Linked DNA regions of Mus musculus: all the other regions are linked to region 2. The links are chromatin loops, found by intact Hi-C in ENCODE. Cell type or tissue: heart. All regions are shown on one strand.

Region 1 (8,000 bases), 500 kb after region 2:
CTCTCCAAGAAAAGGTCAGGACACAGTCATTGGCCTGTGTCAGGTCGCCCAGGAAAGGCTCCCTGCCGCCTCCTTGAGACTGTATTGCCCTTGCTGTTTGACTGGTTATAGCGCCTCCAGCTGGTGGTCTTTAAGCTCTTTTGAATATTATCCCTTCAGATCCTCTCACAATCAAGTCAGTACACCTACCATCCCTGTAACAGGAGAAAAGTTGTGCAATAGTGTGAGTTCTGGTCCTAGCCACCTGAGTAGGAAGGGGTTGGCTAAGCAGGACCAGGTACAGCTCGGGAGGGGCGTGGTCTTGGAGGGGCGTGGTCTTGGAGGGGCGTGGCGGGGGAGGGGCGTGGCGTGGGAGGGATGTTTGGGAAGAGGTAGCAGAGAGAGTACTCAGTCCATCAGGACTCAGGCAGTTGTGACAAGGGTATTAATATCCCTTGTCCTAAGGAAAATTAGGAGATAAATGGGCAAGTTGCGGACAGCCTCCCACAGGGTTGCCTACGTTGCAAATGCCTATAGCACCAGCTCCCATGGATCTGATGCCTTCTGGTTCTCTAAATGGTAGAGAGATCAAGTGGGGACTTGGTGTCTCTGCACACCATGGTCTGGTCTCTTACTAATCATCCAATACAGATGGCAGAATCTCTCATATCTACACCCACCCCATCCCCACCCCCAGCCATCCAACCCGGACTCAGCCCTTCCAGGTCAGAGGTTGGGACAATGTGAGTGGGGCACCCATCTCTGCCATCAAGGGGCCAGCTTGAGGAACACCAAGCGCCCCTGTTCGAAGTCTGAAGTGAAGCTTTTTAAAAAGACACAAGAGAGCAGGAGACATGTCCTAGAGATTAAGAGTAGCTGCTGCACTAGGAGAGGACCCGGGTTCAATTCCCAGCAAGCACATGGCAGCTCACAACCATCTAATACTCCAGCCCAGGGAATCTGATGCCCTCTTCTGATCTCCAAGGGCAGCACTCATGTGTACATGCACTTATACACATTTGGACAAAGCACACATACACAAAATGAAAGCAAATAACTAGATAGTTGTAAAAATTAAAAGAATAAATAAGATGCCAGGGGCAGGCAGCATGGCTCAGGGGGTAAAGGCACTGCCACGAATCTTTGTGACAACCTCAATTTAATCCCAATGCCCCACATGGTGGAAGGAGACAGTCACCTCCCGCAGGTTGTCCTCTGCCCTTCACACAAATGCTGTGGCACACATGCACACGCACACACACACTTTTTTAAAAGGTGTCAGACAGTGCCTGTAGAAGCCTGAGGGAAATGTCACACAAATCTCAGCAAGGGACATTCTACAAAATACCTGTCCGGTACAGCTCAAAAGTGGCAGGAAGTCTGAGCATCCTGAAGCCAAGCTGAGGCAAAGACGACTTGACAGCTCCAGATAATGTGGAGCCCTGGGTACTATGCTGCAGCCAAAAGAAGGAAAACTTCAGAGCTGCCACATTCAGGTGTGCGGCCTTGAGTTCAGGGCTGGCTGGGTGAGGGCAGCAGCTGCAGAAATGGGCAGGGCATCCTGGGGACTGTCTGTGCTGCGTTTGCAAGTCTCCGGAAACTGTCTTTACAAATCCAGACTCTTGGGGCTGGAGAGATGGCTCAGCCGCTAAGAGCACTCGCTGCCTTTGCAGAGGTCCTGAGTCTGGTTCCAAGCAGCCAGCCCAGGTCTTTCACAACCCCACTGGTAGCTCCAGCTCCAGAGGAAAAGGCAAACCCCACAGGTCTGGCTTCTGTGGGCACACACACACACATACATAATGAAAAATTAATATTTTAATTTAAAAAAAAATCTTACCTAAAAAAAATTGTTCTGGTTGACATTCGCCCAGGCCTCCCAGATCATGCCAGGCTGTAGTGCCCACGCTTCCGTGGCACTGTGCTGCAGGAAACAGTGCCCACCTCTCACCACAGAGAAACAACTGCGTTTTGTTGGGATGCCTGGATGTTTTAAAAATAAATTCAGTAAATTCAGAAACGAAAAAGACAGTAAATGGAACTTTATTAAATTCTTAAGAGATGCCACTAGGCTGGAGAGATGGCTAGACAGTTAAAAGCCACCCTGCTCTGTGCTGCAGGCACAGATCCCAGCACCCACTTTGGGTTGTTCACAAACACCAGCAACTCTAGTTTCACAGGATCCAATGCCATCTTCTGACTTCCACAGGCATCCTTAAACAAACGTGTGCATACACTCAGACAAACACGCACTCACAAATAAATAAAGAACCAACGAAATAAAAATAAAAGGACTCCGGCGTGGTGGTGCACGCCTTTAATCCCAGCACTCGGGAGGCAGAGGCAGGCAGATTTCTGAGTTCGAGGCCAGCCTGGTCTACAAAGTGAGTTCCAGGACAGCCAGGGCTATACAGAGAAACCCTGTCTCGAAAAACCAAAAAAGAAAAAAAAAAGAAAGAAAGAAAAGAAAAAGAAAAAGAAGGATGTACAAAACAGAGGATATTTGCAAAGTGCACACGTTACAAGAAACTTGTCCCAAAATATACCCAGGACACTTAAATGTGCAATGTTTACTAATGGTAACTAATAGTTAATTAGTAGGGCTGGGCTTGGTGGCGCACACCTTTAACCCCAGCACTTGGGAAACAGAGGCAGGAAGATCTGAACTGTGGTATCCCAGAGTGGGGGGCAGCTCGGGAACTGGGAGTGCTTTCCCTCCACACTTCACAGGGTGCCATCCTCCTGCCTGAGTCGCCTGAGAGGATAGACCAGGCAGCTGAGCTCTACAGGAGCCCCTGGTTGCCGCTCTCTTCCTGGTGGTCACATCCCTCCGCCCTGTTGTCTGGCTCACCTCTCACACTCCACTATTCGGTCCTGGACCTAAGCAATGTGGCACCCTGAACATTCCCTGGCAGCTAAAGAAAGCTAAACTGGGAGTCCATCACGTGAGAGGGCCGTTTGACAGCCAGTGGCTTATTCCCACAGGTCCACTACTGCTTCTAAACTGCCCTTAACCTGCTGTGAAGGTAGCACCTGTGGGAAGAAACCCCTCTTTCCATATTCCAGGCTTTCCCCAGCTTCCTCCTGGTTCCTCTAGAAACCCCAAAACTATGGCAGCCATTCACTCAAGAAGCGTGTGCAGAGTCTGCCACCTTGTGGTCATCTCTGGTCCTGCAGTACCCCACATCAGCCCCAGCAAAGAGGAGCTCCAGTCTCCCGTTCCCCCTCTAGGGTGCCACAGAGACACTTTAGACAGCTAGGGGATGAGCACGGAGGTGTGAGGGGCGGGGGGGCTGGGAGCCACACACTCTGGCTTTCCTTCCTGTCTATCCGATTCACAGTCCTGAGCCTGTGGAGACAGCCCCAGGGTAAAGAGGCCTCATCATCATGTCAGGTGGGAGAGCAGACGGTTGGCATTAGGCAACTAGCCAAACTCATATGTGGGAAAGCAAGCTGTGGGCCTGATCGAGGGCTTGGAGAGATGACAGTGGACTTACTAAGCTATCTCTCACGTGTCTGTCACCCTGGCCCACCTCCCTACCTGAGTGTCGCCCAGCTATAAAATGAAGGTTCTGACATGTCAAGCCCCTTTCACCTCTGACAACACTCTTCAGTGGAGCATCCCAACGTAAGATCAGAGGCTCTCCAAGTCCATATGGCAGAGCATATTGCAGGATAGCCTAGAGAGACCGGGAGCAAACGGCAACCTTCCTGTGCTCCTCCACAAGAGGGATGTGGAGATCCTGCAGCCAGGAGTCGTGGGCAAGGAGCACACTGCAGGCAGCAAGGTACTGGATGTGGATCGTGCATCCACAAGCATGCAGTGGTCATCAGAGACCATGCAGGGGACCCGTACAGTCAAGGGATAAGGTGCCTTCGGTACCAGCAGCCAGGAGCCAGTCAGTGGGTCAGGACGGCTGGGAGCACAATGGAGGCCTCCCAGGTGTGATAGCATAGGGCTCCGCTTTGTAATCCCTCTCCACCTCGGCTCACATCTCTTAAGATGAGGATGATAGCGCCCTCCTCTGACCACAGAAAGGCCTCATGTCTCAGTTTTCCCTTGCTGTGACAAAACAGCTTGACCGAAGAAAGGTTTATCCTGTCCCATGTTTTCAGAGGTTTCACAGACTGAGGTCAGCTGGAGCCAATTGCTCTGAACTGAGGAGAGACAATGTGGGCTTGCCTCAAGGAAGGATTGGGAAGCAGAGACAGACAGACAGACAGACAGACACTAGAAGCCAAAGCCATGCCCTTCCCGCCTCTGCTGGTAACCTACTTCCTCCATCTTGGACCCACTTCCTGATCTCTACCGTCTGTCTATTAATAATGCCATCAAATGGGGAATCCATCAGAGAATGAGGGCAGATCCCTCAGGATCCAGTCTCTTCCCCAAAGCTGACAGCCATGAACATCTCTGAGGGGGATGGACACTTCCTGTCCAGGTCGCAGCAGGGACTAAATTGAAACAAGATTGAAACCTGGAAAAAAGTTAGGGACACAACAGAGGAAAGAAGTCCTCACCCCAGAATCCGTTGGATGTGGCTTACCAGCAGAACGGCAAGGACTCCAGAACAGTTAGCCACCACTTACAGCCTCTCTCCTCCCAGATAAGTCTCCCGATGCCTAGGACTCTCACAGAAACAGGGAAAGGACATGTCCTAAACCCCTTGTGCAGCCCTAGTGGCTCTGCTATCACCTTATCCGACTATCACTTCACCCATCCCATAATCCCCATTTCTCAGAGGAGAAAGGAAGGGAAAGGCTCCGGTGATTTCCAAGCAATCTTTTGAGATATAACTGCAGAGCCGCAGAAAGGTTTAAATGGCTAATGCTAAGCCAGTCGGCTGTGCTCCTCTCTTGAGGACAGGGTACCCACATGTGACACCGCTCACGTTCTGAGGCTCCTCCCTGCGCAGCCCACACCTCTGTTCCTGGGTACACACTTATTCTCCAGTCACGTGCCTTTTTTTAATGCATCTATGAACCCACATCTCTGCCTCATAAACTGACTAGTCCTGAAATTCTTTCCTGAGCCGATACCCGGGAAGGTCTAACGGAGTGCCTTAGACTTCTGAGGGCGAGTCTGGGTCTCTGCCCCTGCACTGCCGGGCCAAGGGGCGTGGCCTCTGCAGAGCCGCGCCAGCGGGCGGAGAGCCCGGTTGTTGACATCTTCACAATCACCACCTGCTTGTCCACCTTCTTCAAGACGGCAACGCTTTGCTCTGACAATGAAAATCACCCAGGTCTTCTCGAGTTGCTGTCAGCGTCTGGGTGGCTCACTGGCCAGTAGGTGGTTGGTTTTTCAGGTACCGGGGAACACACCAGGATCTTGTGTGTACCTGATAAGCTTTCCATCACTGTGCTACGTCCCACACTCATTTGCTTTTCCACATTTGTTTGGTCACAGTTCTCGAGACTTGGAAGTTGAAAATGGAGCTGGCAGGCTGGAGGTCTGGTAAGGGCCCTGCCCTCTCCCACAGTGGCAGGGTCAGAAAGCACTCCTGTTTCGTTTGTAAAACTATCAACCCCGGTCTTGAGGGTCTACAGCCTCGTGGCCCCATCTCATCCCAAAGACTCTGTCTCCATCACTTTAGGGGCAGAGTTCGGGGTACATGGATGTAGCTCTTCCTGTGGGCTCCCTTCTGGGTGTATAGACACGTCCTTCTTGCTGTGTCCTGACCCGCTGACCTAGTCTGCCTTCCCAGGAGGACACTAGCCCATCATGAGAGCTCCACCCACAGGCTCTCATCTATCTAGTCATTATCTGGTCATCTGTCTACCAGGGCGTACCTCTACATGTCATCACCCTCGGAATTAGGGCTTTCCCATAGGGATTTGGAGAGAACACAGTCAATTCACCAAAGCCGCTATTAGCCCTGTGTTTCTCTTCGAACTTCCTGTGACTTTTTTTTTCAGCGATAGGAATGCCAGAAGAATCCTTCCCTCCCCCTGCCCCAACCAGCAAAGCCAAGAGCCCAGTGGCTCCAGGGTCCTGGTGCAAGATAGGTATGTATGTACCCTCTCCTCTAATACTGTGACAGCTCTGTAGTGGGCAGACTGGGCCCTAAGGTCTACTTCTCCAACCAGAGGGGCCCTTGTCCACCCATTGCTATAGGCAGAACCTGGCGCTGACCTCTGCCCTGGTAGCTGGGAAGCTTCTCCCCCCCCCAAACACACCCACATTCTTCTCTTGCATCCAAACTCTCAAAACAGGAGGATTTCTCCCCAAAACCTACGAGGCCTGGTCAGAGTAGCTCCCATCAGGAGATGTATAAGATGAGCAGGTGTGGTGCTACACACCTTTAATCGTAGCACTTGGGAGACAGAGGCAGGCAGAATTCTCTAAGTTCAAAACCAGGCAAGTGGAACTCTGTAAGTTCAAAACCAGGCAGGTCTATATAGTAGAAATTTGTCCCATTCCCCATCCCCTCTGAAAGCCAGTTAGAGAAGCTCTGAAGAGCCCTCTGCCCACTACTACAGAGAGCTGGGCAGCTTCCCTAGGAAGCTGGAGCCCTGATTAGGCTAACAGAGTTTAAACGGCCTCTTGCCAGCAAGGGCTGTTGGAACCATGAGACTAGAACCCTAGTCACCTATCTGAGCTCTTCTCTCAGAGCTACCTCAGGCTGAGTGCACCCTCTACTGGTGGACCTCACCATCTCCCATTGCTGTTCCTGAACACCCACCCTCTACCCTCCAACCCCCCCCCCCCACCGCCATGCAGCCCCTGAGCAGAATTCTACAGATAGGGTGCCCACCAAAAATCACAGTGACCAAGAACAAACTCGTCACCCGATTGTCCAAGAGCGCACTCACTTTGTGGCGTCCTTCCTAGGCATGAGACTGGCAAAGCCAGGGGGCTCTCTAAGCCAGATGAAGAAAGAGCAAAAGAGGAGTCAGTACCCTCACCTTTTCAGAAGAATATTTGCATCTCACACAACTCTTCTGCTTACAAAGGATTCTGGGAAATGTAGTTTTTAACAGTCGCACTTTAGCTAAATATGGTTGTGATCTGAAAGAGATAGAGAATAGCAGCCTCTGCCTTGGGGGCAACTAGCTACACCTTGTCAGCCCTGCGTGGGTACAGGGGAGACATCATCAAGATGTCAAACTGTGCTGGGTGCCAAAGGAAAAGTAGGTAGAGTGTGATTGGTTTGAGTACGTCTGGGATGAGAGAATACAAAGGCTGGAGATGACGGGACGGAGCAAGCATCAGTCAGCTGTGTAACAGCATCCGGGGCAGCCTCTGGGAGTGGGAGCAGCTGGAGCAAAGGCCCCAAGACTGGACCCATCAGTTTATCGAAGTAGAAAAATAAAGTCCAGGAGTGAACCAGGGTCAGGGCTCTTAGGACCCAGGAAGTCATGGGGCAGGGTTTAAAATCTATTCCAGGAGTGATAAGAAGGGGGTACACCATGAGGTTTTCACAGAGGAACTGGAAAGCTGGAGGGTCAGATGAAAACCAGGTGCCCCAAAAGAGAAGAGCCGGCTCAGTGGGTAAAAGCCTACACAAGCCAGTCTGATGGCCTGAGTTTCATCCTGAAAACTCTCTGTAGGAGAGAACCATCTGCCACAAGTTATTCTCTGACCCCGCCCCCCCCCACACACACACGCACACATGCACACACGTGCACACACACACATGCACACTCACTCACTACACCCGGGTATAAGGTGTTGTTGGGGTGCAGTGACTTATAACATTGTGATGCGTGTTTGTCCTCAATCTTGGAAAGGCCCCTATCATCCATCCCTCTCACTGGAGACAGCCAGACAGACTCCGACATCCTAGCATTCATCAAGGCCAGACAGAGCATTCTACAGAAGAAATGTAAGTACACAGCCCCTGGGGACCCCTCTCTTCTGTCCCAGGCTTGGGACTAAAGCAAGCAGGAAGCTGCAAAGGGAATCTCATTAGCTCGTGCAGCCACGGGCCTGGCCTGTCACCCCTCGTCCCAGGGGTCAGGTGTGTGGGTGAGTGGCTTGGGTGCCCCTGCTGCACCTGGCCAGACTCCCTCTCCCTGCTCCT
Region 2 (8,000 bases):
GCAAGTACTGAGAGGAGAAATATGGACTTGCATTTGTCTCTTGGGCTTTCTACTTCTCCAAGGAACCCTGATCTGAAGGAATGACTGATATGCCAGAGTTCCATGGAAATAGCATCTACTATCAGACTAAAATCATGGCAGATCAAGTAAGTACATTCAGAGACTCCGAGGAGTCAAGCACTATGTTTAAAGTTTGAGGTCTCTGCGTGGGGTCACTCTAAGACTTTAAAATGAAATGACTTTGGACCTTTCCTCAGCTTGCATAGCATCGTCTTTCCTAAAGTCAGGGAACACTCACTCTTGAAGGTTAGATTGTGAAAGAGGGTGCACCTTTAATGAGTTCTAGTAAGCTAACCCCATTTTTCATGGAGAGGGCAGGCCTCTCGTCCAGGTCAATGTGAAAGGTGCAACTCAAAACTTCAGTTTTTGATCTCTGGTAGTTGGAATGGCTTTTGGCTGACACAACTCCTTCATCAAAATCATCGTCATCATCACCATCACCATCACCATCACCATCACCATCACCATCACCATCACCATCACCATCATCATCATCTTTCTCAGCAGCCACCCTGGAGTCTTTTGCTTCCCCAGCAGAATCCATAGTTCTATGAGAAAGAAATCAAGCTGAGGTGCTGATGCTGGACAGTGAAATCATTTAGGACCTGGGAAGCCCAAAGACTGCATGCAGTCCAGCAGCCACCAGACTCTAGAACATCATGAATGTTCAGAACTGTATGTATTTGTGCAAGTGTGTCTATCCATGAAGACTAAAGCGCTATTGTGCAGCACCGCAGGCAGGGACTGTAGTCCTCCTGGAGCTTCTGGAAGGCTTAGGGAGAAGCACGTGGACGATTCAGTGATTTCACTGGGCTTCTATCATATTAAAGATGTTTTAGGTTACACCAATGTCAACCTCACGTCCGAGTCTTGGCTGCCCAGTGGTTTATTTCGTGCTCATGGTTCAGGTCCATATCGAGCTGACGAGCACAATCTCATTACACTCACTCTGGGGGGACAGTTGCTACGTTGAACTGGGCAGGTGATAACCCTAGAAAGAACATTCTGGAAAAAGTCTATACCAGAATTAAGTGCTCAGCTCTAAACTAGAAGCTCATCCTTTCTAGCCATCTCCACTTACAACACATTGGCTGAGCTGGTTCTATGATCCTGACCAACTACAAAGGACTCAGAAATATAGTCTTCGGTGCGCCTGCAACATACAATTAACAGCTGTGTTAATGGCCGTCACTCATATTCCAATGAAACAGAAGCCCAGATTTCTTTTCTTCTTTCTGTGGACCTTAATTTCCCTGCTCACCGCTTCATCTGCCTTAGTGTCTTCCACTGCCTCCAGCTCTTATTGGCTAAGCCAATGAAAAGCAAGCCAACCGGGATAATAGAGAAGAAAAATGGATAGAGAGGAAAGAAAAGAGATTTCTGACTAAAGTCAGGGGTCAGAAAGGTGGCAGTGCTATGCTTAGACTACTTCCTGCTGATTAAGGGTATCAAGTCCCTTGAGTGAAGTCTGATCTTTGCTCTCAGGATATCTAATTTCTTCTTGTTGTTTCTTATTTGCCCATACTACTTAGCAAACCACAACCAAAAACAACCCATCCATCTCTTGGGGCCCATTGATGTACCCTCTGAAAAGTCTCCAGAATTCCAAACATCACATAATCCCAGAAACTATCTGCAGCTGGCAAAATCACAGCCCACTCAGAGCAAGAGGCAAATCATTGTAGGGATAGTTCTGATGTTAAGGTCCTGTTCCCCAACTGGTTCTTGATCTGTCAGTAAAGAAGCCATGGGCCAATTGCTGGGCAGAAGGAATAGGCAGGACTTCCAGGTTCCTGGAGGCAAGCAGACAGACACAAGGAGAGAAGAGTGAAAGAGAGAATTTGCCATGCTTCTGAGGGAGAAAAGGTGACCAGTCACGAGAGACCTCAGACAAAGTGGCCACAGGCCACTCCTACAGGCAGGCAGTTGGGAGTGTTTAGCTGGGACTAGATATAACTGAGCAATTAAAGTTGAGCTCAGGTGAAGAGGTGCTCAGCTAAGAGTATTGATAAGGGCATGCTTCTCCAGGCAGGGAATAAGCACCACCCAGCAACTGGGCCAAAAAGGTTGAAATTGAACAATGTATGTCTCTATGGTTTTTATCTGTGAATTCAAAGGAATCTGGGTAGAGGCTGGGAGTGTGGCCCATTCCCAGAGCTTAGGCGTGGTAGCAAAAGCTACACGCAACAAATCATGGTCAACTGCTATGGACAATCTGAAGCAGTCCCATATCCCCACACCTGGGATCAAAACAAGAACACTTTCTCAGAATACTTCTGTGTTTTTAAAAGGAACCAAAATTTCAGAATTCTTACCTTCGTTACCCCTGGCTTTCAGTTTCACTGGGAATTAATATCTCCCAAGAGAAGGGAGATGTCTGTGTTTCTCACTATCAACGGAGAAAGAGAAGACAGTGAAACTTAAGTATATCATTGGAACAGGTTTCTGGAGGAGAGATTCTCGTATTTTCCTTGTGTGTCATTCCTTCGGTGGCCAGTGGCTGTGTTCTAGTATTCTAGAGAACCAGGTGCTTTTACGCCAGCAAAGGTGACTTTAATTGAGAAATAAAATAGAGAGTCAGTGTTTGGTGATGGTGAACTTAGCCTAAAGTGTCTTATTCTATCCATTTCAGACGTTTCCAAGGTCAACATCAGAGAGAGAGAGAGAGAGAGAGAGAGAGAGAGAGAGAGAGAGAGAGAGAGAGAGAGAGAGAGAGAGAGAAACACAATCTCCCAATGGAGACAGAGGGCTCTACACTCAAAGCAATAGAGAATGTCTGCAAGAATGTTCCAGAAATAACCTGTGATCGCCGCTTATCCAAAGCCCCCAGCTGCACCAGCAACCATCCTGTGCCAGTAACACTTCTTTCCTGTCTAAGGATATACTTAATTGGATTTCTGTCACAAGCAAGAGCCCTGACTGCTTTGGTAGGGGATTAGGAAGAATGTGTGTGCAGTTCTGGGTTCCTGGCCATCATACCACCTTCGACCTAAATCCCTGACTATTTGGATTAGGTAAAGGAATGGCAGAAAGTCAATAGTAATCAAATCTCCCTAAATGGGTCACGAGCAGACGACGCCATGCCTAGCTCAGGGTAAAAAACATTCCATGGCAGAATTTAAGGAGCTTAATTTGCCAAGGGGGTAGTTGGGTAATTTTGCAGCATGAGCTACCCTTATGTGTTTGAACCCCATCTCCTGTGCTGTGGGGAGCCAAATTGACTACTATTCTAGACCCCCAGCCTCCTTATCAATTAACATTCAGAACAATTCATCTGCCTTAGGCTGGTATCTCTTGGTTTTGTGTGGTAGAATGAAGAGATTAGGTACTATGAATGACTTCAAAGGTTCTGGAAACAGATTCTGCGCTGCCCCTATTGTCTTTTTAAAGGGGTGAAGCAGAGATGAAGGGAGCAAGGCTTGCCATTGGCAAACCTCAACCCAGGGCTCTCACTGGAGAGTCTTAATACTCAGCTCAAAGAGAATTCCTGGAAGGCTTCCCTGACTTGTGGACTAATCAACACTGCCACCTAGCGGGCATATTTGGAAGTCACCCCTAGCTTCTATACCTGATCAATCAGGAGGCTCCAGGATATCCTATCCTCTCTGCCTAATGCAGTGAGGCTCTTTTATACCCAGGCTCTTTGTGCCAGATCTTTGTGCTGTTGTGTATGTGAATACTGTTATCTATATAGAAATGGGGCTCCTTATTCTTCATCAAACAAATCAGATACCACCTGTGACTCCTGGCCTCCATTCATCCACTTGAGATAAAGGTAAGACACACATATTGTCCCGCAAAGTGCCATTTTTTTTGGATGTCCTACTGTTTATTTTTAATGCCCTTCAGAAACCTCGTGTTCTTACCTGATGATTCTGGGAACTGTCACTCATGCTAGCTTACAACTTCAGCCCAGACTAGGTATCTGCTGTTGATTTTGTAAACCATGTTTGTAACTTATTTGAGATTATATGCCCTTTGTAGTTCTTCAGGAAGATCACAGGGCCTCCCCTCCCCTCCCCTTGTTTGATGAGCCAGCAAAATCCCTGTGAAATACAGGGCTGTTATCCATGCCTGAGAGAACCACCATCACTACATGTCCTTCAATGTCTGGACTGCTTGTGTCATTGTCGGGGTGTCAGATATTCAAAGGTTGCTATTCGGAGGGCACCCAAGATGCCTTACCACTGGCAGTTAGCATATCTCAAATGTTGAAGCTATGGTTCAATGCTTGCATACTCTGTATCCTATGGGGACATGGGAGGACCGTTTCTGCTCTGCACTCAAGGGCTAGAAAGCTAGCTCATGGAGAAGCTCACCCCACTCCCAATTCTACTCATTCATCTCTGAACTTGTTCAGGAGTGAATTGCTGTTCACCCCTTTCTGTGGGAAGCCACATGTGCCATTGCAGGGTGGCACTGGCCACCACTGGCCACCACTGGCCACCACGCATACATAGGCAGTAAAGTTTTTTTTTGCCAAGATGAGGTTTTGAGAATTAACCAATCAGATGAGAGACAAGTTAACCAATCAGATGAGAGAGAAGTTAACCAATCAGATGAGAGACATGTTAACCAATCAGATGTGAGACATGCAAATGAGGTGGTAAGCATAACCCATGCATAACCAATCTGGGTGTGAGACACGCCTCTTCTAGGCCTATATAAGCAGCACCAGTTCTGGGTTTGGGGTCTCTTCGCCTCTGCAAGCAAGCTCTCCCAATAAACGTGTGCATAAGGATCCTGTTGCAGCGTTGTTCTTGCTGGCGAGTCAGGCGCACGCAAGACCTTTCTTTAACCCTGGGTCAGAAGAACAATGTCTCTCATAGGGTGGCTGGGCACCATCTAACAAAGCCAGATGTAATTCTTTTCTCCCTCAATACTCCAGTGTTAAGTTTGGCCAGGCCATAAACCAGGTAGGAAAACTATAGAGCCCACCTTACTGGCCTGTTTCTTGTCCAGAGTGGAAAGGGAAGACAGTGGTGAAGCCTCCGATATAGGTTCCAGGCACTATCCCAGACAGGCTTATTTAAGGAGACACTTGAACTGCCATCTACTTATAGTGTGTTATGTTCACCCTAGAGCCCAATGTGGGAGGGAGGGTGGAAGCAGGGAATGAGCAGAAGATAGCAAGAAGAGTATCGTCAACTCTCTATTAAAACAAATGGAAAGTGTCCACAGTTCACTCATTTAGCGATCGATCTCTCTCTCTCTCTCTCTCTCTCTCTCTCTCTCTCTCTCTTTTTCTCTCCTATGTGCAGGCATGCTCATGTAAGTACAGGAGCCTGTGGAAGTCAAAAAATGCATCAGGTCCCTTGGAACTAGAGTTGCATGCAGTTGAGTCATCTGACACGGATGGTGGGAACCAAACTGGAGTCCTCTGCAAAAGCAGGGAACAATTTTAACTGCTGATCTTTCCGGCCCCATTGGATGGTCTCTTACTATGACTCCCTGCTTACTTTCATGCAACGCAAAACTGAAGTTGTTTAAATTGAATGATTTGATGGCTTCCCTTCCAGGATAATGAGTGAAGCCAAGTAGGGACAGGTCCTTGTTTTATGTACATTGTTGAACCAGCGTTTTAACAGCTGCTATTGTAAAAATAAATCCCAAAGATTATGATGATTCTTTCCTGCTGATTGAAGACTCCATCCTGATTTTCTGGGGATTTGGACCTTTCTTCTCCACCCTCTCCTGGGAAAAGTTGTGAAGATGGAGTATTTGGGGAGCGTCTACATGTGCAAAACTTTAGCTTTCACCTGAAAGAAGGTGAAGGTGTGGCTACATGCAGCAGTCTGTATTGCCGTCTTTGTGTCAGATGGAGATCAGTTCTATATAGAAAGCTCCTTTACAAAAAATAACAATATTTTTCAATGTACAAGTATGGGTCTGTGTGCACAGCCACGTGTATATAAGAACCTGTGGAGGCCAGAAGAGGGTGTAAGATTGCAGAGTTGGAGTGGCTCACAGTGGTGAACTGTTTGATATGGGCGCTGAGAATTAAACTCCATTTGCCCTACATAAACTACAAGCACCCCTCACTATTGAACCATCTCTCTGGTCCTATATTTGCAGACTATCATAGAATGTCCATTACTTGAGAAACCTACATCTTATCATGGTCTCATTTATGGATAGATACATAGGGTGTTAATTTAGACAACCTATAAGCAATGAAAGAGAGCTATCTGCACCTTGAAAAGAAACAGCAACAATTGGAAAGGAGGCCTCCTATTGATGTAATTGGGGGTGATGCGAGTCTGAGGACATTGGGCCACTGTTAAATCACACTAACTTAGTTTATATATAATTCCTTTCTCTTAGAATATCCAGCTTATTTCTCTGGGCCTGGGCCTCCCTGATGCCAGAATAAGAATCCTGAATAGATAAATCATTCGCCGTGTCTTCAGCTGGCCACTGAGCCATTTCTCACGGCTTTGGGGCTTTTGGATCCACACCTTCCTGTCTGCTCTTTAAGGCTTTAGGGCCACCTCTGCCTGTCTGCTCTCTGTGGCTTTTAGGCCCACCTCTTCCTGTCTGCTCTCTGTGGCTTTTAGGCCCACCCCTTCCTGTCCTCTCTCTGCTCCCTAGGCCCTTGAAACATGGTGACTAGCTGCCTCACTCCCCTGCTGCCGTGTGTTTCTCATGAAGGACGGCATCCCTTCTCCCCCTCCTTCTACTTATGTTTTATTTTTATTAGATGTTTATGTACGTTTTGTCTGTGTGTATGGATGTGTACCACATGTCTACATTGTCCTTGGAAGCCAGAATCCCCTGAAACTGGAGTTATAGGTGGTTGTGAGGCACCATGTGGGTGCCAGGAATCCAACTCTGGTCCTCTGGAAGAGCATCCAGTGCTCTTGAACCATTAACCCCATCTCTCCAGCCCCAACTGCATCTGTTCTCAAAACAAGCTCTTTCAACCTTAAGTTGCTGCTTCTCAAGTGTCTGGTCACTGCAATGAGAAAGATCGATAAGAGACATATGTCCATCTGTCCTCTGTGTAAGGGGCCCTCCTTTGGCTGGTTCTTCATGCTCTGTGCCCTAACAGGCAACTTGTCCTTCTTACACTTCAGGCTAGCCAGGTTCTAGAAGAAGTGCCCATCTGGCTTTCACACACAGGCATTCCCTTTAGTGGGTAATTACATATTTTGAGCATGTACATTTAGAAAATAGAGGCAATTTGCACCAAACCAAACTCTCTGTAACACAGCAGGCTATCTAAGCACACAGCTCACCTTGCAAGCCTGCAGAGCCACACACACCTGGTGTGGAATCCTTCCTCTCCAGCGTTTCCTCTTCACCACAGGAATCTTGCCCAGTTTTTCCAGGCTGCTCTGAATGTCTCCTGTTCCAACCATCAGGACCACAATGAAGTCACTAAACCCTCTTTCAAACATATAGTTCTCAGGAGTTCAAAATAGGGCCAGATGGTTTTTCTTTTTCTTTTTCTTTTTCTTTTCTTTTCTTTTCTTTTCTTTTCTTTTCTTTTCTTTTCTTTTCTTTTCCTTTCCTTTCCTTTCCTTTCCTTTCCTTTCCTTTCCTTTCCTTTCCTTTCCTTTTCTTTCTTTCTTTCTTTCTTTCTTTCTTTCTTTCTTTCTATTTTAAGTCTCAGAGGAACAGAATGGACAGACAGGGTGGTTCAAGAGGGAAGAAAATCATCAAGCCATAATAGCAAAGAATCCCAGCCTTTAAGCTTAAAGAATCCATAAAATATTAAGCAGAGAGAATTTCTAAAGTGTCACACACACTTGGATACATGCCGGTGACATTTCAGTATCTGTAGGATAAAGGAAAGATTTCAAAAGCTTTCAGAGATGAAAAATGTGTTCTTTTCCCACAGAGGACCAAAAAATCAAAAGGACAGAAGACCTCGTCAGCAATCCCCAAAGCTAAATGGCAGGGGAGTGAGCCCTCAGAAATCTGAGCAAGGCGTGGAG
Region 3 (8,000 bases), 930 kb before region 2:
TGGATGATAGCAGTAGCCAGCTGGTTCCACATCTCCACATCTGGCATGGAAAGTGCCCCTTCCGTTCTTTCTGCTTCCGGAGAAAGGCAGGTAGGAAAGGAGAGCCCTGTTCGATTCCTGTTCTTCCCTCCTAGATACCCTGCTCTGCAGCCCTACCTACCCTGAGTCTTTTTCTTGCTCACCCATCTTGCTTCTCTTTGTAGCCAATGGGAATGAAGAGTGCTCGGCATTAACCAATGAGATCATTGTCACCATGCACACCTTCCAGGATGTGAGTTGTGCAGAGGCATTGAGGAAGGGCAGGGCCTTGGAAGGTCTAGGAAGGGGGATGGCTCTGGCACACATGGAGTAGGGTCCTAATTACAAAGCAAGGTAGTTAAAGAAGACTATTTATCATAGAGCTACCATGCCAGATCTTTGAAGGACTTAGACCACCAGCTGGCCCCCTAGCTACCCTCTATCCCTGAGCCCTTTCTATGGGTAGATGAATGCATCAGAAGGTTCAAAAGACTCAAATCTGACATTAACTCTTTCTTCCAACTTAGGACAGCTAGGGGGCATCTGGGAGACTTAGCCTCCTCCAGGGTGACCATCTCTATCTATCTTGGGGAGGGGGGTGATGAGAAGGAGGGCTTGAGCAGGTGGAAGGGGGGTATTATTTCCTCCTCCTTCCTCCCTCCCACAGCTTCAGGGAAGAGATGAACATGTCAGGTTTGAGAGTGTTTGGAAAACCAAAGTAGCGTGTTGGAAGCTGAGGGCAGGCAGCCTCACACTATCATTTGGGGAGGACAGCTGGAGGTCAGGCTTGGTTACTGGGTGGTGGCCTGTGTCTTCTTGTCTTCTGCCAGCCTAAGATGCACCATGTGTGGCTTTATTGTTCTCAGGGGCAAACCTGACTGTGGGGTTCTGGAGTCTGGGAGGCAGAGGGTCCAGGGTACTGGGTAGGGAGGGGGCTGTAGCTTCTGGTGATACAGGTTGCAAAAGAGTCATGAGGAATGGAGGGGGGCTGAGAGGAGGAGTTTCCCATGACCCCCCTGAGTGTGTTCCCTGTCCCGGTTGGTGATTCAGGGCTTGGAAACCAAATACGTTGAAATCCTCAGATTCCAGGCATCGGAGGAAGAGACCTGGGCAGTGCCCCCTCCTGTCTCCCAGCCACCCCTGTGCAACAGGTGAGCAAAGGTAGCTTTGGCTGCCAGCTGGGGGAATGTTTGCCAATCCTGTCTCAGCACCAGTAGGTAGAGAGGATGGGTGTGTGTATTCTTGTATGTGGTAGCATGGAGGCGCATGGAAGTCAGAGGTGAATCTTGGGTAGTGTTGAGGTAAATTTGGAGCTGTAGATGGTCAGCAAGCCCCAGAAATCTGCTGGTCTTCTTCTCCCCCTGTGGCTGGGTCACAAGTGCAGGCTACCACACTAGACTGTTCATGTGGGTGCTGATGATTGAACTTGGGACCTCATGACTGTGTGTGGCATCGGATTGAACTGTCCGTCCAGCCCTTGGGCTTGGAACCTTCCTTCAGTAAACACCCTGTTCCCTGCCCCAGGCTGCCCCCAGAGCTCTTTGAGCAGCTGCAGATGTTGTTGGAGCCCAACAGTGTCACTGGGAATGACTGGCGCAGACTGGCCTCCCACCTGGGTCTCTGTGGCATGAAAATCCGGTAAGCAACAGGCACATCTTTAGTGAAGTTCGAAGGTAGGCTGGGGTGGGGGGACTTCCCAACATCCTGGGAGCTGGACTAGGGACAAGGGGATGACTTGAAAGTTAGTGAACACCTACTGAGTCCCTCCAGAGTCCCTTTAGTATAGCTCTTTCTGCCGCTTCTACATCTTCAAGGTCCAGAGTGATGGTCACCAGACACACAGGTCTTTATACTGGCCACCTCTTTTATCTGTATTTCCGATGAAGTTGAAAAAACAGAAATTGATAAAAAGATTTAAGTCTGGTTTAGCCAAACTGGGGAGAGAAAGACTCGAATTTCTTACCACCATCTTACAATTTAGTCACAAGACAAAAACGAGAAGATAGGTAGACTCTCTTAGGGACTGGGTAAGGTGACTTGGTTCTAGGTTGCCCTTGGGGGTCTCAGTTCTCTACTGCAGAGACAGTTTTATTTTAATCATTATTCAAGTCCAGGGCTGAAGGAAACTGATGAACACTAAGATTGCAGTTTTTGTAAGAGTCTCTGGGATTGTTTGGGGCAGTGGTGTAAGAGGCTACCACCTGTATGTCTGAGCTTGACCAAGTTCCTTGTTCCCAGTTCATTCCTTGGATAGGGGAAGAGTGGACACTGTTTATACGTTGTATGTGGACGTCAGTTTCCAGCTCACACTCCTCTATGCCTATTCTATGAATTTTGAAAGTGAAAGAGAAAAAGTAGTGACAGCCTCACAGTTGAAGAGGAGGGTCCCAGGTGCCTCTGCAGAATTTAGAACACTTAGCTTTCTCTCCAAGACTTCAGACCCATTCTTTCAGCATGAGATCAGTTATATGATGTCTGTTGATAGTAAGTATGCAGTAAATATTTTACAAGGAATGAGACAAGCCACTGGTACTAGCTTGCCACACTGTGGCCCAAGGCACGGAAAAGAAGATTATAGGATGATGTGTATACAACATGTAGCTGATGTCGGTCTCGTAGTAGGTGTGCAATAAATATTTCACAAGGAACGATACAAGTCACTGGTACTAGCTTGCCACACTGTGGCCCACGGCACAGAAAAGAAGATTATAGGATACTGTGTGTACAGTGTGTAGCAGGAAGCCCGTCGCTTGTTAACACAGTAGGTGTTAGTAATCATGGTGGCAGTGCAGCTGGGGCTCCTGCCAAGGAGCTCACAAAGGGATCGGTAAAAGAGCCTTTCTGTGCTAGGCCCTAGAGTCCAGGCTGTGGATGCTGTCGTCAAGAGATGAGCTAGAGCCAGACCTTGGAAGCAGAAGAGATTTAAACACTTGTCAAGTGTCTGTCTATGTGCCTGGATCCAAAAGTGAAATAGGTTTTCACCTCCTAGGAGCACAAATGATCGATAACAAGGAACTCTGAGAACTTGAGAATAACAGCAAACATTCCTTGTGCCCCCCGCCCCCCCCCCCCCCCCGCCCCGGGTGTTCAGTATTGCAGAACACTGAAAAGAGAGATGCAAACAGTTGAAGAAGAAAAAAAATAACCAGAGGACGGCAGAATTGAGAGTAAGACAGGATGCCAGAGAGGAAACCATAGAGGATGCTCTAGCTGCGGGGAGCAGCAGAGGTGCTGAGTGGGGGGCAGAATATGCAAGCTAGGTTAGAGGTGGGAGGAGGCGAGGGCAGGTCAGAAAGGCAGGGCATCACCAGGTGGTGGGTGAAGGAGGCAGGCAGGAGTAGACTGGCTGCTAAGTAAAAGGGACTCTGAAAGGCTCGCAAACAATGGAGGGTCGTCAAGGGAACTATGAGCGTGATCCAACACAAAATCATAAGCATACTTAAAGCATGAGGTTTTTTTGTTTTTGTTTTTAATGTTCATGGTTCTCGAGTGTGAGTTTGTAGCTAACACCTGTCTCCGTTTGCTTTCTATTGCGGTGATAAAGCACCATGACGCAAAGCAACATGGGAAGGAAATGGTTTATTTGCTTATCATTGGCGGCAGTCCATTTTGAAGGAAAATCAAGGAAAGGGCTCAAGGGAGGAATCTAGGGGGCGGGAACTGATGCAGAGGCCATGGAGGGGTGCTGCTAATTCCCTTGCTCTCCGTGACTTGCTCAAGCCTGCTTTAGTCTACCACTCAAGCTGACTTAAGAAGAGCGGAGCGCAGGCTCCTCTCAGCTTGCAAAGTCCCACCCTTCCGGGGAGGTAGACAAGGCTAGCGGGAGCAGAGCTCAGGGGTGGGGCGCAGAGGTACAGAGTGTGTCTCATACTGCTCTTGAGCGCTCTGCTCTCCTCTCACCACGCCCCTGTCCCGTGGAGACAGGTTCTTGTCCTGCCAGCGCAGTCCCGCCGCGGCCATTCTGGAATTGTTCGAGGAACAGAATGGCAGCTTGCAGGAGCTGCACTATCTCATGACCTCCATGGAGCGGCTGGACTGCGCCTCTGCCATCCAGAACTACCTAAACCGGTCTCCCCGGGGCAGCCCTGACAGGTTGCATGGAGGCACCTGGGAGAACCATGGCCTAGAGCTGGATGAGAAACTCTAAGCAGACTCCACGGCTGTGCAGGGTGCTTCAAGAGGCCATGCCATACCGTGCCATGCCTTTGAGCTCAGGATCAATGCCACAGTCTCAGGTGGACCGAACTGGAACCCGCAGCAAAGCCCGACAGCCCTGTCATCTGCCCTGCATCAGGATAGCTCTTAATCCTGCCGGCCAACTTTGTCCTGCGTGCAGATTCCTTCTTGGTCGGTAGGGGGCGCGGGAGTCTGGGAGATGGTCACAGCCAAGCAGCTTCTGAGATGCTGCTTAATTTTCTTGTGGACCTGTGGGCAGACCTCAGAGACTGCTCAGTCCACAAATATTCATGGAGCGCCGAGTCTCAGCACCAAGCTGGGATCATGAGGAACGTCGGCTTCTTTGGACTTGTCTTGGAGTCTGTTCTGCGAAATGAAGATGCACTCCCAGCCGGCTGAGAGCAACATTCTAGACAGTGTCTCCCTGTGGTTAGGAGATGTCTTGGGTGTGTAACTTTGTTGAGAAGGGAGGGCCCTGCGGTGGACTGGAACAAAGAGAAGTCTCTATAGAGGGTCTTGGGAGAGAACTTTGGCGGGGGAGGGGGCTCACCTCATTGATGTGAGGAATGGCCTCTTCTCCCTTCATCTCTTCACTTGCAGCTCACACTTTGTCCTCCTCCTCAGCCTTGTTTCTCTCATCACACAGGAAGCTGTGAAGCCTCAGGATGCGCGCCCTATGTCTCTCCACCTCCAGCTGAGAGTGTTAAGTTTCTGGCTGCCTTTTCTTGCACTTGCCCAGCTCAGAGTTGGCCTCTTTACTGTTGCTCATGTCTTCACATTGCTTCGTCTCTATCTAGTTATGGAATCCCATCTTTGTGTTTCTTTTTCTATTAGGAAAAAAAAAATCAGTCACTCCCTCAGGCAAGTGTCTGAGCTAATGCTATGTATTTCAAGGCTACTGAAAGAGCTTCGGCTATTCCAGGAATGAATAAGTAGAGACATTTCTCTCACAGATCAAGTTCCTCCTTAGGGGCAGGATTAAAGGACCCCCACCCCGCTCCGATCCAGTCAGCAGTTCTGGCTACTGCTACTCTTGCTTACCGATAGTTTTGTTCGTTTGTCCAAAGGTATACAATCCCTTTGGAGATAATAAAATTTCACTTGCACATTTAATGAAAATACTGGTACTTTTGAATGGTGAGCAATATTAATTATTAGATATGAAAATGCCTTTCTTCCTAACTTTGTTTTGCTAAGATTGACAAATTTGGACGTAGGTCTAAATTTTTAGTTTTTAAATATTTTACATGTGTGGGAATGTGTATGTGTGAGCGCAGGTGTCAGTGGAGGGTGGAGAAGAGGCTGTTGGAGGTGCAGGAGGTTGTGGATTGCCTGACTTGGGTGCTGGGAGCTGAGTTCTGGCTGTTCTACAAGAGCTGTATGTGATCCTTAAGCACCGAGCCGTCTCTCCAGCCCCCAGTGACTTGGGATCATAAAATCATCCGAATGAGCATTTTGCAATTTGCACTTCTGGTTTGAAAACAGACTGGTCACTCGGGCAGCTCGTTCCCCATTCTTGAAGCAAGCCTTCAGATTTGGGGCACATGTTTCCTTTTTCTGCAAGCCACACTTGTCATCGTCCCCCCCACCCCCACACCTTATTTTCCCGTCTCCCATCTCTACTGCTGGGCTGTCCAAGTGGGTGCCCTGGCTCAGAACTGGCCATTGAAGGGCACTTTCCTCCTCTCCAGCTGCCTTAGCTCCTTCTCTGCCCTGCAGGCCAATCAAAGGCATTGTTGGAGTCCTTTTGGAACAATCGATTTTATGTAGCAAACTGAAGCCACAGGGGTTACAGGAGAGTGGGGTTGTGGGAGTCCTGTTATTCATTACAGGAGAGAATGCTTTCTGGCTTGTGTTAGGGTTCGTTAAAGGAACAGAACTATCAGTTTAACAGAACTAACAGTGGTGTGTATACTTTAAAAACCTGTTTCTTGGATTGGCTTATAGAATATGATTGGAAAAATTCAACATGGCTGCCTTCACACCAAAGAGACTTGAGAACCTGGTGGTGGTTTAGTGCCTATGGCTGGGTTCCTTAGCAGTCCCAATTTGTGTCAAAAGTCTAGATGCTTCCTGGAGAGCCACTTTGATCCTCATTGAAAGCCTGAAGAAGGGAAGGGGAAATCTGGTTTTGATATCAGTGAAGAGTTGCAGCCACCACAGCAGCAACAGAGTTGATGAACTTGTCAGCCAGAGTGAAGGCGGGCAGGCAAAGGGCAAAGCCTTTCCTTTTGCTTTTTCTTTTTATCAGAGATGCCTCTGGAAGGTGCCCCTGAACCCTCCCTCCGACATGTAATGGGTCTTTGCCACTTCAAATAAGAATATCAAAGCCAACCCATCATAGGTGCGCCCAAAGATTGCCTTGAAGTCGATTCTAGATCCAGTCAACTTGACAGCCAAGATTAATCAATCACAGACTGCCCAGACAGTTTCTCAGAATAAGTTTCTAGGGCTGGAAAAACGGATCCTTGTGCCTTTGACTAGAAACCATTGGTGGCTGCTTATGACTTCACTTCCAGTCCCTTTCCCTGACAGGATACCTGTCTGGTCCTGGGACACAAACTCAAGTCTCTGTTCTCATGAATGTCAGAGAGGCCTTGTCTAATCTTGCTCCCGTGGGGTTAGAGTCTGGGTACATGCAGGGGGAGTCAATGGGTGATGTGGAGTTAGAGCCTCCAGGGTTCATAGGTACACGTGTTTCAGTTTGCATTTACAACGCTGGTGATAGACATATGAGATCCAGATCTGTGTCATCCAATTGAAATACAACGAGAACCACATGCAAGTTCATGTTTCTAAGAGTCACGTAAAAGAAGGTAGAAAGAGGGATGCTGAGATGGTCCAGAGGTGCTTGCCGCCAAGCCTGACAGCCTGAGTTCAATACTGGGGCTCAGCTGGTGGAAGGAGAGAACAGAGATTTCTACAGATTATCTTCTGACTTTCACACATGCGTTATGGTACAAATGTGACTTCCTGCCCCACAAACAAGCGTAATAAAAACTTAATGTTAAAAAGAGGCATGGGGGCTGGTGAGATGGCTCAGTGGGTAAGAGCACCCGACTGCTCTTCCGAAGGTCCAGAGTTCAAATCCCAGCAACCACATGGTGGCTCACAACCATCCGTAAGGAGATCTGACTCCCTCTTCTGGAGTGTCTGAAGACAGCTACAATGTACTTCCATATAATAAATAAATAAATCTTAAAAAAAAAAGAGGTATGGGCCATCAATTTGGATAATATATTTTGTTAAATTTAATATGTCCAGGATGTTATTATTTCCACATGCAATCATTCAAAAATTAATGACATATTTAAAAGATTTTAAAGTTTACTATTTTGAATTAATTTGTGTGTGTGTGTGAGAGAGAGACACAGAGAGAGAGAGAGAGAGACAGAGACAGAGACAGAGAGACATAGAGCAGGCAAGTATGAGCTCAGAGGACAACTTTTGGGAGTCTGTTCTCTCCTTCCACTGAGGGTTCTAGGCATTGAATTCAGGCTCAGCCTTATGTAGCAAGCACTTCATTTGCCGAGCTACCTCCCTGGCCCTCACTTACTATTATTATTGCTATGTCATTGCTGTGTGTGATGGGCGCACACATCCATGGAGCCCAGAAGGAACTCTGTGGTGTTGGCTCACTTCTCTCACCTTTCATGAGTCCCAGGCACTGCGCTGAGGTCTCTGAGCTTCGAGCTGAGAACCTCTACTTACTCAGCCATCTCACAGACCCATTAGTGTATTTCAAGTTATTCTCTATATTAAATGTCTGGCATCTGGGATGCGTTTTATAGCTATGGCACATTTCT

The links. Peaks named below come from ENCODE experiments on the same cell type or tissue, not always from the same donor. Only the 100,000 strongest peaks of a DNase experiment are listed, where the experiment ranks them.
Region 1: a loop joins it to region 2, with 10 times the contacts of the local background. A loop is called at or near these places in 10 of 42 quality-filtered maps.
Region 3: it touches region 2 in a loop (8-fold over the local background); 10 of 42 quality-filtered maps call a loop at or near these places.

The regions. Positions count from the first base shown.
Region 1 is chr17:49,895,869-49,903,868 of GRCm38, forward strand. It overlaps Kif6 (kinesin family member 6), which reads left to right. Exons shown (of 23, transcript NM_177052.3): 19 at 1-14; 20 at 5,384-5,431; 21 at 5,893-5,982; 22 at 7,708-7,802. Among named protein-coding and RNA genes, the nearest start is that of Gm16555, 78 kb to the left of the region's middle. In heart, CTCF peaks have their summits at 3,133 (motif pointing left), 3,361 and 6,596 (motif pointing left); no DNase peak of the experiment used is centred here; H3K4me3 peaks cover 931 bases; H3K27ac peaks cover 306 bases; H3K27me3 peaks cover 2,995 bases.
Region 2 is chr17:49,396,733-49,404,732 of GRCm38, forward strand. No RefSeq gene overlaps it. Among named protein-coding and RNA genes, the nearest start is that of Gm41594, 22 kb to the left of the region's middle. In heart, a CTCF peak has its summit at 3,607 (motif pointing left); a DNase peak (open chromatin) is centred at 3,569.
Region 3 is chr17:48,463,374-48,471,373 of GRCm38, forward strand. It overlaps Unc5cl (unc-5 family C-terminal like), which reads left to right. Exons shown (of 9, transcript NM_152823.4): 5 at 1-90; 6 at 204-271; 7 at 1,069-1,169; 8 at 1,543-1,656; 9 at 3,943-5,313. The coding sequence ends at 4,165. Among named protein-coding and RNA genes, the nearest start is that of Unc5cl, 12 kb to the left of the region's middle. In heart, a CTCF peak has its summit at 4,364 (motif pointing right); a DNase peak (open chromatin) is centred at 4,308; H3K4me3 peaks cover 1,264 bases; H3K27ac peaks cover 428 bases; H3K27me3 peaks cover 3,146 bases.